Linked DNA regions of Homo sapiens: region 1 is linked to region 2. Evidence: chromatin contacts called from ENCODE Hi-C data. All regions are on one chromosome and are shown on one strand. Each heading gives the region's core, a stretch centred on a gene start or an enhancer-like site at or near the end of the contact. The rest is flanking DNA. Distances are from core to core; before and after follow the strand shown. Region 1 holds the start of TLE1-DT (TLE1 divergent transcript). Region 2 has its middle 10 kb from the start of LINC01507.

Region 1 (7,156 bases), core at 4,468-6,967, 1.9 Mb after region 2:
GCATATAGCATCACACTGAGGTGGTGTTCCCTTGTAAAAGAGTCAATGAGGTTATTAAATCCTTTGAGTTTATGGGTTTAAGAAAAAGCTCAGTCTCCTCTTACTCTTCCATAATATCTGTTATCCAAAAAAAAGTGCCCTTCAGAGTAAATTAAAAAAAAAAAAAAAGATTAAACCGCCTAGGCCAAGTTTATTTGCATAATTCACTTAAATGACGATAGATGTTAGCCACAGATCTTCTAGCCCATTTACTATCAAGAAGTTACAAGTGCCTGAATAAGGCACTAGCCACTGAGAAACACACAAAAACAAAGGCACAAACCCAACATAAAGTAGGCTACCAACTTTGTAAATCATAGTAAAATCTGCATTTTTAAAGGCCCAATTACATTATTAATAAAAGGCCCTGAAAATCACAATCTCTTTCCAAACACAAATCTGAGAACAGATCTAATGTACACGATAACTTAACATTATGAAATCTATGATGAATTAAAAATCAAAGAGTGCGGAGTTACAAAAGCAGAATTCAACTCTGAAACACACTTGCTTAATGAAAGTCTTTGAATATAAGGAAGATCTGAAGGCTGAACTAATCAATTTCTCCACTGTGCCCCAGCCGGTCAGCCATGCTCTTTAATTTAATGAAACAAGGGTTTGAGATGAAATAGCACATATACATCAAGTAAGAATTGTATTGTTGCACTTTGAAATGTGTCCAACTGTGCAACTTCATCTGATGATAATTTTTTAAGAGGCAATCGATTTCTAAAAGACTTATTGTACCAGCGTCTTGATGAAAAAGTGAATGTCAGCGTATCTCCAGAATACTTACACCCTGCCATTAATGCTTTCTTTGGCAGACAATGACTACTCAATCGAGGGTCCTTTGGGCTGAGCAATCATTTAGCTTTTCTTCTCTTATGAGGTCCTTAGTGCCTTGTTCCAGCTCAATACTCTTTTTATACACCATTATAGTAGCCATAAGTGTGAATTTTATGGGAACTTGCAAACTCATAGTCATTGCTAGAGCTTTCCAGTCACTAATCTTTTCATGCTTTAAAAACCACTAGGACTGAAGCAACTCCCAACATATGCTCTGGCCATAAAAAGATGCTTTTTTCACATCCACACCTGCAACAACTGAGAAATTTTTCAAAAATTTGTTTGCTAATAAGCCACTAATCCTGACTATTGCTTCATGCAGCCCCAAAGCATAAAGAATACTCCACAGATAGTCATATACCTTGATTACCACGATTAAAAAAAACTCCTGAATACCCTTCTTTCCCCCCAACAGGTCCACACTTCCTTGCAAAACAGCACAAAAACATTAACTATTCTAAACTTCAGCAACTGTAGAAGATACCCAGCCCTTTCAAGAGGATAAATCTATACAGGTGAAAAAGTAAACTCAAGTCTTAATTCCTATCTGTCAATAAAGAGGCTAGTTTATATTTCCAAAACACCTCTCCCTCTCCTAGTCATTTAAACACTTGTAATTATCAAGAAGCAACCCTTGATGCAGAATACTACCATCAATCCACAGGACAGGAAACCAAGGCAGAAAAATAGCATACAAACCCCCACCCCTAGAGCCCACTACTGAGAACAAAGCCAGTATTATTAAATCATATGAACTGATGTCTCATTTCAGCTTGAAGTTCAACTAAAGCTTACCTGTTTGTGCATTTCAATGTTTAATCCATATGACATTTCATAATACTGTAAAGAGAAAAAAGAATCAAGCATTTCATTAACTCATGTTTTTTACACTCTGCTAACACGTTTGCTAATATCATATGAAAAAGGAAAAAGTCCAATCTTTGATACCTACCATCACATAGTGCCTCTGCATTTCTGTCTTTTCACTTGCCAGTTTCTCACATTCCAATTTAAGGCTAGGAAAACAAAACAGGCAACTTAATGTAAACATTATGTCACTTGTTTTAACATCTGCCTCACATATTTGCACTTCAAGTAAAAACACAGACCAATTTGGAAAAGCCATAAACTATCTAGGTAAACACCCAAAAGCTTTGTCCTTGCATTTAATAGGGAAAAGGAATAATGTGAACAATACAAGGTGTCCATTCAGCTACCATTCTTCTTGGTGCCTATCTGGTTAGATGACAAGAATGAAAAAAATCTGTCAGAACCTCTAACTGATTCCTCCTCATGGTCATCTGCTCCCTACCTTCCTGCATCAGTTTGTTTCTCTGTACTCCACCAAAATCCGGCCCTTGCACAATCTTCACTCTTAGGCATAGGCTGTGCCATCTTTGCCAACTCAAACGGTCTCTAGGTTTGAAAATCCTATCTGTTAAGTTACTCCTACAATTGCTGGTCCCTTTCAAAACCTTTGGTTTTTAAATCCCTGCCAAAATATGTCAAGTAGCTACTGCAATAAAGTGGGTTGAAGTTCTCCCTGCTGGGTAAACACGGTGTGTGCAAGTATGCCTCAAGCTGCAGAGATATTATCTACAAGTAGACAAAAGGTCAATAATGAGAAAGCCCCTGACAAAGTAAGAAAATTCACACCCAAGCCACTTCGCCTCATCTGTGTGCTTTTTCTCAAGCATGACAAAAGCAAAAAATGTCAATACAGTTATTTCTGAGTTAGAATCAGGTAAAACTTCATAGGAACAAGGGAAAGAAACTAACCTTTCTGGGAAGTTCACTATTGGCAAAGTATTTTACAAAAATTTATAAGTCCTTTGAAGGTAAGTCTCATTACTTGAAGAAACTAAGGCTGAGATGGATATAAATGTGACTCCACTCTCTCATCCTACCCAAACCAATCCGAAATGACGCCAAAGCAGGTGAGCTTTCTTCTTTATACTATTATACCCACCTCCCTCACCATCACCAATGATGGGCAATGTTATAAGCATCTAGCCTTCCTTAATGGACTTTGCCTCAGAAAACCCAATTTTCTAGTATGGCAAACAGCGATTTCAACATGGCTTTGCTTCCCTGAACCCACACTCCAGGACTGAGACATCGATTGAACCAATGTTTCAGCTCAGTCTGCTGAAAAATAAATACATGAAGTGCAAATATTGACGATTCTCATGCAACTCCTAAAGACATGAAAAAGGACTCCCTGGAACAGTGCAAACCGGCAAAAGGGAAACAATGGGAGGAGGAGGAGACAAGAGAAGAGGCGGCCCGGGAAGAACCAGGAAAGGGGGTAACTTGAATGACAGGTCTTAACTGAGACTCCACACGCCACCGCCTGGACGCAAGAACTAAGTACAGGCGCCGCCGCCACCCGGCTGGGTGCAAGGGGCACCGGGACGCCCGCGACCACTCGCATGGCGCGGCCGGACACGCACCTGTGATACTGCGCCTGCAGGAACTGGAATTCCTCTTTAATCCGGTCCAGGGACTCCGGGATAGTGAACTTGAAGGGCTGGCCTGCAGCCTGGTGCGGCGTCTGGGGGCGACCAGCGAGGGGGACCGAGGGACGGGAATGCGGGCGGATGAATAAAGCAGTAAGTCAGAGAAGGCAAGAACGGGTGGGACATAAACATAAAGTTAGAAGTGGCTGAAAACGAGGCCCCAAACTCGAGTTTGCCCTTCACTATGGGGAGGGGGAAAGCGGACCCTCCCCGGGCCCCGGCTTCTAAAGAGGCTCGGAAGCTCTTCCCAGTCTCCAGGGCGGATTGCGCTAAGTGCGCCCGGGTCACCAGGCCAAAGGGAAGGGGGCTCCCCGGCGGCCAGGGAAGACCAGGCCAGATTGTCGGTGTCGCCGCCCCTTCCCCCACGGCGGCGATAATGACCCCGGGGACCAGAGGAGAAAAACAACTCCTTTACGCTCCCCATTCCCAGAGTCGCCGGGGCCACCTCCAGACGCACCGGAACCGGGGCCGCATTGACATGTAAATAGGCGAGAGGAGAAACAAAGGGGGGGGCGCCCTGCCCCCACTCGGGGAAGGTAGAGGGGATATGGCTGCAGGAGAGAAACCCCAGCCTTCCCCAGCGCCCCTGTCCGCTCGGTATAGACGTCAAGTAGGAAGGAGCCCAAAGGGAGGGAGAAAATTAAGAGTTTCGGCCCACTCCCCACCCCAGGAAGAGAGGGCCCCAGACCTCCCCAGCCTTACACCGCTGAGGGCGAGAAGGTCCGCCGGGCCTCAGAAGCCACCAGTCTCCCTACCGCCCGGGAGAAGCGCCTCCCCAACGATCCTGGCCCCCCACCACCACCCAGCCGCGCCTCACCGGGTGCCGGCTCTGCGGGAACATCGCTCTGGCGGCGGCCGGGGCTCTGTTCCCCGGCAACTCAATTCTCCGGTCAATTTCCAACTTTAATCCCGCCGAGGAAAATTAAGCCGGAAAGCCAAGCAGAAGCGGGGAGCGCGCTGGCCACGCACGCGCGCTCCGCCGGGCGCACCGGCCACTCGGCGCCCGCAGCTGCTCCGGCTCCCGCTCCCGTCGGTGCGGGCTCCGGCCCTCAGGGCCACATTAGTGGGCGCCCCAGGCCCAGCTGCTTCAAGAACCTGCGCGGAGACGTCGGGCGCTCGGGGACTGTGCGCGGGGGCAGCGCTCCAACCCCCGGCCTCAGCTGCCCGGGCGGGGAGGCGGGGGCGCGGTGACTCCGACCGCACTCCCCTCGGCGATCCGCGTGCGCGGCGCCAGTCCTGGGCAAACAAATCCAGACGGACTGCTTTTCTTTGCTCTTCTCCTGGTCCGCCTCCTCTTCGGGCTTTCCCCGAGGCGGCGGCGGGCGAGGTGCAGGTGGCGCGGCGGCCCCCGCTAACCCCACACAAACCCGACGCTTTCGGGGCGACTCCCGCAAGATTCGGCTGCGCCTTCGGCCGGGTGCTCGCAGGCTCCCGGGACGCAAAGGGGAGCGAGGTTGAAGACGCAGCGGAGGCTCCTGGCCGGGGAGCGACGGATGACGAGGCGGGGAAAGTGCGGAGGGCGCGCCGGGAGGCGGCTCGGCACGCCCCGTGCGACCAGCACTCGGTGTTCTCCGCGGTTGCACAAACCCTCCGGGCCCGACGGGGCTACTCCACCGAGAGCAGTCCCGCAAGTGCCCAATGCTCCTCGAGCCCGGGGAGCATCAGGGCGCCGCGCCTCGGGCGCACTCGCCCTGCACGGCCGGACCGGCCGCTCCGGACCCTTCTTCCGAGCTCCTTCTTCCTCGGTCTTCTTTCTTTCCTTCCTTCACCTTCGTGTGCTTCTCCGCAAAGGGCGCTCCAGCCCACTGCAAAGTTCTCTCACCACCCGAGGGACGACATCCACGAGATGGTGGGGAAAACAGCAGGAGTGCGCTCCGCCAATCGGCCACCCTCCCCGGCGGGCAAACTCTGCGGGCGAGTCCAGAGTAGTCACAGCGGTGGGGCCAGCGGGGGTTTTGGTCGCCGCGGGACGACGGAGGTCCGGGCTGGTGGCGCGGGTCCCGCCCGGCCGTGCGAGGGTGGGGTGGCGCAGTCGGCTGCCTCCGGGACGCGGGGCACAGAGTACCCGCCGCTGTTTCTGCTGCTGCTGCTTCTGCAGCCGCCGCTCCCACCGCCGCCGCCGCCCGCGCCTCTCGCGCCGCTTACATTAACACGCGGTTTCACACTCCGGAGCTAACCAGCGCCGGCCCCGCCCAGCCCCGTTCGGGCGGGGGGCGCGAGCGCGGAGCCGGCGGGGGACGTGAGCCCGGGAGGTTGGGGGGTGGGGGGGGGGCAGAAGGCCCGCATCAGCCAATCGCGTGCGCTGCAACCAACGTGGGGCGCTGACGCGCTCCTCCCCGGAGCGTATGGCAGCGCAGCGCCGGACGGGGCGTTCTCCCTCCCCCCCTCCTCTCGCTTCCATCTCCGCCGTCTCCTCGGTCTCCCTTCCCATCCCGGCCCCTCCTCCGCCAGCCGCGTCCTCCCGGGCTTGGTGAGGAACTGTTCCTGGAGGAGCCGCGGGACGCCAAAACCAGCCAATGGGAAGCGGCGATTCGCGGAGATTGGCACTGATGATGGGAAGGTCGGTGGGAAGGAGAGCGGCGGGGCTGGGCTGTCAATCAAAGTAACGTGGGGCTGGCTAGAGAGCGCGCGGGCGCGCGCTAGCGGGAGGGACTGGCGAGCGTGCAGCCGGGGAAGCTGAGGGCTCGAGTTAGCAAAAATCCTGCCACTTGCTCACTTTTCCCTTTAATGAAAATCCTCAGATCTAAGTGAAAGTAACTCAAAGACTAGCTGCGGAGTTTCTTATTGGAGGCGGAGGGGGGCTTTTGGTAATTCGAGCAAATGTGTTTTTCAGTGCTGGACCCCTTGTTTGATGCTACTCTAAAAGTGAGGCCACATTCAAAAATTTATCTGAGGTTTGTTTTTCCTTGAGCTGCCTTTTTACGGATGTACGAGAGGGAGTGGACTGTGCACTTAGTTGGAAATGCGTAAATGAGCAACGCCACGGTTGGCGTAGGTACACCAGCAAAGACGACTGTGATGTCCTCCCACCCCACCCACCCCCTTTGCACCCAAAGTGGTAGGATTTGATTTTTATTGCAGGATTTCAAGCCACTTTTCAAAAAGATCGTCCTGTCCCGTTTGGCGGGAAGGATTCCCAGGGTGCTGCCAGAACAAGGCACGCGTGTCCGCAGATGAGACGTTTTGCCCGGGGCGCGAAATCCCAGGTCTTCGTCTTAAAAGTCCTGACTTCGCTGTGTTGGGAGAGGTGGGGAGCGGCTGAGGTTTTTAGGAACTTCTCAGCTACAAGACTACGAGTCTGTTTCCAATTCCTGGGAACAAAGAGAGACAATGTAATAAACCAGCACTGAGACCTGAAAAACCTGTCCCGCACACCCCACCCCCACAGTCTGGGTGGTACTCCTGAGCTGAGCTGTGTGAAGAGCTAAATGGGAAGAGTTAGGTAAATGACGTGGCTAAGGTTCTTATGAAGTGGAACTTGAGTTAAAAGGGATTTTGAGATTGTAATAATCAAGACATGCTGTATAATTAATGCTGAGAGTCTTTGGTTTTTGTGTATGTCTCTAAATACACAGCAGAAAACCGTCAGTATTGCCGCATTTATGCTTTTGTTTGAGGAACATTTCCACATGAGCAGTGAATGAATAATGCTGGTTTAGCCAAACGGTGGTAACTTCTTCCATAAGGGCACATCTTGGACAAGTATTTATCTTATGTTGGAAACTAGTTAAGTTTTTGGTATTAATAACCCC
Region 2 (6,424 bases), core at 253-2,752:
GGTATTTACCTGAAAAGATGCTATGAGTTAAGAAAATTTTAATTCTTATTTTTTAAAAATGCTATTAGATTTAGGTACAGTTAAAAATATCACTGTAATCCCAGCACTTTGGGAGGCCGAGGCAGGTGGATCACGAAGTCAGGAGTTCAAGACCAGCCTGGCCAAGATGGTGAAACCACGTCTCTACTAAAAATACAAAAATTAGCCGGACATGGTGGTGGGCGCTTGTAATCCCAGCTACTCCAGAGGCTGTGGCAGAGAATGCTTAAATATGTGAGGCGGAGGGTGCAGTGAGCCGAGATCTCCCCACTGCACTCCAGCCTGGGCGACAGAGCGAGACTCTGTCTCAAAAAAAAAAAAAAAAAAAAAAAAATCACTGAGGTAGCTAATGGGTGATGGTTGCCAACTGATTTCTGGTGTTGACAACTAGATTTCCTTTTTGTTCTCCCTTCAACTTCAGTCATCCTGTAGTTACCACTTGCTGTCCCTCCCTGACATGAGCACTTGTTTTATGTTTGTTTTTTTTTTGAGACGGAGTTTTATTCTTGTTGCCCAGGCTGGAGTGCAATGGCATGATCTTAGCTCACTGCAACCTCTGACTCCCGGGTTCAAGCAATTCTTCTGCCTCAGCCCTGCCAGTAGCTGAGATTACAGGCATGTGCCACGTAGAGACGGGGTTTCACCATGTTAGTCAGGCTGGTCTTGAACTCTTGACCTCAGGTGATCTGCTCGCCTTGGCCTCCCAAAGTGCTGGGATTACAGGCGTGAGCCCCCATGCCCGCCCTGAGTACTTGTTATTTCATACTAAGTAATGAATACTACAGTTTGTTAAGTTCAATGCCTAACTAAATATGACCGATGAATGCTTACCAGCCACCTGAAAGTTAAGACCGGCTATGAAGCACCACCCCCGATCCCAGGGGTTACAACTTGAAATCAACATTTGCATATACCTTTAGAAAAATTATTATGGAAATTTCTGGAATGTTGCCATACTCCCTATTTGAATTCAAATGATAATATAGTCAATTCAGGAAAGAAAATCATCCTAAAATTTCGTATTATGATTAGAAGTGTAATTTCGCTGAAATAGAAAATTTCTAATTATTAAATTTGATGAGTCACCACTCTCTAAGCAAAGATTCTGGGCACTGAGACTTTGGAGACAATGACTACACTCGGCCCTGTGCTTGCCACATTGTTAGCACTCTATAAATATTTGCTGCATTAAAACTGAAAAGGTCACCCACTCTTAAAGTCAGGGAAAGCTTTACTAATTTTTCTTGTGTTGCTTTAAAACAGCATGCTGATTAATTTCCACTATGAAAATAAAAAGTTTTCTGTCTAAATCTAGCTAAGAATTTAATAATAATGGAGGAGTAAGAGGATGGACTGAGAAAGAAAGAGAAAAGAAAAAAGGAAGAGAGCCAGAGGAAGAAAAGAGAAGGGAGGAAGGAAGGAAATGAAGACAGTCTGCACCCGCATTTGGTTGCTGTCCTGAGATTAAGCCCGACCACACGAAAACCCAAAGGAAGCAAGCATCATTTAACATTCAACTTGCAATTCATTTTGTGACTCTATCATTATGCCAGCTCATTTGTCTGCAGTTTAAAATGTGTTATAAAGTCAAAACTTAGAAGTAAAATTCTTTCACTTCCTGATACTAGAGTGAGCGTAGTACATCTGCCTGTTTTGGATCATTTCTAAGCATTTCTCAAAGGTTAGTTCCACTTTGCCTGAAAGATCGTGTTTTGAACCATTAAAAACTGTTGGCTCAAAACTTCGTCAGATCACAATTTCTTTTTTAAAATTATCTCTTGGCAGATATTATCATTTAAAAGGTTTAACATTAGTTACCCTGCTCTATTAATTTTATTTCTAAAATGTCTCTTGAATATATCTGCTTTTATCCATCCCTCTAGGCACTTTCATTATGTCCTTAACACCTCTCACCAAGCCTGTCACTAGGTCCTAGGTTGCCTTCCGTTCCAATCTTCACTAATTTAATTATTTCTTTAGGCTGTTAGCAGGATTATTTTCCCAGGAAATACGATACATCCTGAATTGTTTTTTTCTTCCAAACCCTTCAGGGGTTTGTATTTGCTTATATAACAAAAGTTTGGAGTACCTGGTAAATATTCAAGATCTTTTATCATTGACTTCTCAAATACCATCTCAGTCTCAACTTCTCCTCCCTTCCTTGTTATATTTCTGTACCAATGAGTTACACAAATGCACTGGATAGTTTCACATTTCTTTGTCTCTGTTCATGTTAATTCCTCATCCCAAAAGTCCTTACTCTGCTTTTACAGTTTTGGAAATCCTAGCTCAACTCAAATATCACTTCCTCCATGAAACCCTGAGTGTATTACTCAGCTGAAGGTAATTGTTCTTTCCTCTATCCCCTACGTGAAGTAAATTAATATGATGTTAGAGATGGAAAAAGTTTTACACTTCAATCATTCTCCATTCAGGCATCATCTTGGTATTGGAGAGGCAATTTAGTTTTCAATGAAAGATACAAATGAGAGTAAATAAAAGAAGTATTTATTGGCTCAAGTAACTGAAAATCCAGTAGTTCGGCTGGCTGAATTCAGTGCCTGGCTAATGTTCTCAGCGATCTGTCCCTTATTATATTTCCTGGCTCTGATTTTCTCCATGTTGGGTTCAGTCTTAAGCAGACCCTACACTCATATATGATGGGAAAGCGGTTCTCAGAAGCTCCAGATTTACATAGTATTTTTAGCTCTCAATCTCCGAAGGAGAGAAATCCTCTTTCACAGCATTTATATCAACTCGTCATATGACTTGGATTGTTTGGAGGTGGGACATGTGTCTACCTTGGGGCTATCATTGTCTCTGGGAAGCCTGGGTTATCGGATTGGCCAGTCTGGGTCATAAGCTTGTCTCTATGATGAAGGAGGTAGGGTCATGTGATGAACAGGCAGAATCATGTAGAGTGAGAAACGGTTTCCAAAAAAAGTAATTTTTATTTGTTACATTCTCTATTGGGTACTTTCATTTGCCCTCTGTTACAGCTAACTGTTTATTTGTATCTGATCTTTGAATTTTAAGATTATTGAGAGCAAGAATCAAAACACATTTAATAAATGTTTGTCTCTTAGCTGAATGAAGGACCCAACAGGCAGACAACAAATGAAATAATATCTAAAGTCACCATTTTATTTGACTTATGTTCTTTCATACCTTTTTAAACCTCATTGACGAGACTTGATACTTTCCTGTAATTAAGGAAAATTGGCCGTCACATAAAATGGTGGACAGGATTAATTTTGAGATACAATCAATTTACTTAAAATATCAGACCCCAAATACTTCTAGCCATGATTTGGCTAGCAAAAGCCATTATAAATTAAAGTTTTCCCCTTTAGAAAAATTATTGCTGTTACTAGAAAAAATGTTGATATCGTTTATTACCATTACTAAAACAACAACATTTGATGCTTGCATTAAAAAATTTATCATAATTTGACAGTTTTGTTTTATAGTTTTAGGAAATACAAGGTCTCTCCAAGTAGAGTATTAAAATCTTCAAAATGGGCCAGGCGCGGTGTCTCATGCCTGTAATCCCAGCACTTTGGGAGGCCAAGGCAGGCAGATCGTGAGGTCAGGAGTTCGAGACCTGCCTGGCCAACATGGTGAAACCCATCTCTACTAAAAATACAAAAAATTAGCCAGGCGTGGTGATGCACGCCTGTAATCCCAGCTACTCCGTAGGGTAAGGCAGGAGAATCGCTTGAACCCAGGAGGCGGAAGTTGCAGTGAGCCTAGATGGTGCCATTGCACTCCAGCCTGGGCGACAGCGAGACTCCATCTCAAGGAAAAAAAAAAAATCTTCAAAATGGAAAATTAAGGAGTAGTTCCTTTTTTCTGTTCTTAGTAACTTTAGCTAATCTAAGGAAATAAAAGGAAATAGACCCGCTTTGCAGTCTTCGCTCAAAATAATTTACCTGCTTTATTTAAACTAGTTATTTCATTGGCATGATGTTCCACAAGACCATTGATCACCATGGCCATGACATGAACAGTACCATATTGTGAGCACCTAATTTATATTGTTTTCTTCAATTAGCATTTTTTTTTCTTTTCTTTTTTTTTTTTTTTAGATTGAGTTTCGCTCTTGTTGCCTAGGCTGGAGTGCAATGGCACAATCTCAGCCCACCATAACCTCCGCCTCCCGGGTTCAAGCAATTCTCCTGCCTCAGCCTCCCAAGTAGCTGGGATTACAGGCATGCGCCACCACTCCCGGCTAATTTTGTATTTTTAGTAGAGATGGGGTTTCTCCGTGTTGGTCAAGCTGGTCTAGAACTCCCGACCTCAGGTGATCCACCTGCCTCAGCCTCCCAAAGTGCTGGGATTACAGGCGTGAGCCACCATGCCTGGCCCAATGAGCTTTTAATAAAGTAATGTGTAAGCTTGTTTTCATCAAGTCTGTGTTCTAGAGATTGTGTAGTGTAAATGCAAGCATTCTGGATTTGGAACCAGACTTAACCTAATATGAAATCTAACTCTGCCACTGCTTAGCTCTTGGTGTCACAAATCACTTAGCCTCCCTGTCCCTCAGTTTACTGCTTTGCGAAATGGGGCTAATAATATCTGGTTCAGAGAACTGTGAAGAATGAAGGGGTAATGTGATATTGTTGACAGAGTATATGGCACATTGTAAGGGCTCAATCTAATATAAAGACTATTATCATTATGGCTCCTATTATACTGCTACTAGTACTAATTGCTTTCTAGAAAAAAGCAAAGCTGTAAATCACTGAGGAAGGGATATTTGATCGGTCTTACTAAAGCACTCCTGCTTAAAGGGAAAAATGTTTGTGGTGTAAATGTTGGAATTTGTAAGACAGAGCAATGTTCTTATTTCACCACTGAAGAAATGCCCTGCTTTCAACCTTTTGATGGACAGATGTCTTTGCTGCTTTTACATCCCACCCCACCATGCTCTTCCTCCCTAACTGCAACTACCAGTATTTTGTGACAAAAGACTCTTCCTCCCTAGATAGACTGTGGGGATCACTAGGCCAGTCCCAGTGTGACTTCTTACTTCCCATAAGATAGAAATGTCTTACTCCATTTGAGATTAAATTTGATCTTTCTGGGAAATGTAAAGCTACTGTACTCCAGTTTCTTAAATATAAAGGTTGTGAGGTGAAGCAAGGCATAGCATACATGGAGATCTAAATAGCCATCCCAGGGTTCTAATGAGGCCACAAATCACAGAACTCCATTATGGTCAGAGTCGTGGTAGCATTAGACTGACCATAGCTTGCTTAACCTTACTGGTGCCACAATTTTGGGGTAAGCACATTATCTCCCTGTAAAGCACATTTCTATTTAATACGTGCACATGCAGCAGGTATTTATTCTTACACCAGTTCCCCACCCATCGTTATTTGCTGTGAATAGTAATTTTAGAAAATATTTATTTTGCAATGATTTTGGACTTATGAAAGTGTCACAAGACTGGTTTAGAGAATTAAGGACTTTATTTGGATTCACCAATTTTATTTTGAAGGAACACGTGCTAGAGGTTTTAGCTCATCATTAGTGAGGGAAACAGGCAAATATTACAGCTAGTTCAAAGGTTCATTTATAGATCAGGAATATCAAAATACATTTGCATATGGATGCAAGCTAGCTTCTTCTGCAGAAATGGAAGGAAGACAACCTCTACTTGACAGAATTTATTTACTGCCTCTCGACAAGAATTACTTTGCATTGCTCTGCTAATTCACTAATGTTTAACATTTTGCCACATATCCTTTGTCATTCCCTCTTTCTCTAATTAAATTTTTCTGAACCCTTTGAGAGTAATTTGTATGCATCATGCCTCATACTCTTTAGTACCTTTAATTCACTGTGAATTGTCTAAGAAAACACATTCTCTTACATAACCACAACAAATAATTAAATTCAGGAAACTTATCATTGATACAATACTTTAATCTACAGTTCATGTTTTGTCAGTTGTCCTAATAATGTCCTTGATAGCATTTTTTCCATTCTGTAGCACTGAATTCAGTCCGGGGTCCCACATTTCATCTAGTTATCTTTAGTCTCCTTTATATTTTTTAAAAATTTGAAGTTTGTCTACATTGGAAATTTAGAGTCAAAGATTGTGGCATTTCTATATTTGTGTGTGCATGTGTGTGTTGCTTCATTTATGATAATATCCTTAGCTATTATGTCAAAAGCTGACTTTTTTTTTAAGTGCATTTCAACTCCAAAGTAATACTGAGGGGAAAATAGCAAGCATAAATCAGAACATCAAAGTAAGTCCCATCATGCCTACAGTGTACAAATAGCTGTTGATGAGTTTGCCATGCTTACTGAACTGAATAAGTATAAAAGCTTTTCATGTGCATTCCTGTTTTCAGGCCCAATACAGTACGTTAAC

What was found. A loop is a pair of places that touch in the nucleus more often than their neighbours do. Pooled maps may share reads with other maps.
Region 1: a pooled map shows a loop between it and region 2 (5-fold over the local background). The contact joins the promoter of TLE1-DT here to the enhancer-like site in region 2. A Hi-C loop is called at or near these places in 2 of 50 pooled maps.

What each region holds. Positions count from the first base shown.
Region 1 is chr9:81,683,996-81,691,151 of GRCh38, forward strand. It overlaps TLE1-DT (TLE1 divergent transcript), which reads left to right and starts at 5,718. Exons shown (of 4, transcript NR_109772.1): 1 at 5,718-5,964. It overlaps TLE1 (TLE family member 1, transcriptional corepressor), which reads right to left and starts at 5,552. Exons shown (of 20, transcript NM_005077.5): 1 at 4,222-5,552; 2 at 3,339-3,439; 3 at 1,838-1,901; 4 at 1,681-1,725. The coding sequence starts at 4,245. RefSeq lists enhancers at 300-1,207, 4,863-5,577 and silencers at 5,450-5,799, 5,950-6,099.
Region 2 is chr9:79,811,134-79,817,557 of GRCh38, forward strand. No RefSeq gene overlaps it. Among named protein-coding and RNA genes, the nearest start is that of LINC01507, 10 kb to the right of the region's middle. Within about 2 kb of position 1,503, at least 2 of the 41 ENCODE cell types and tissues checked have a DNase peak (open chromatin) inside an H3K27ac peak, as active enhancers do.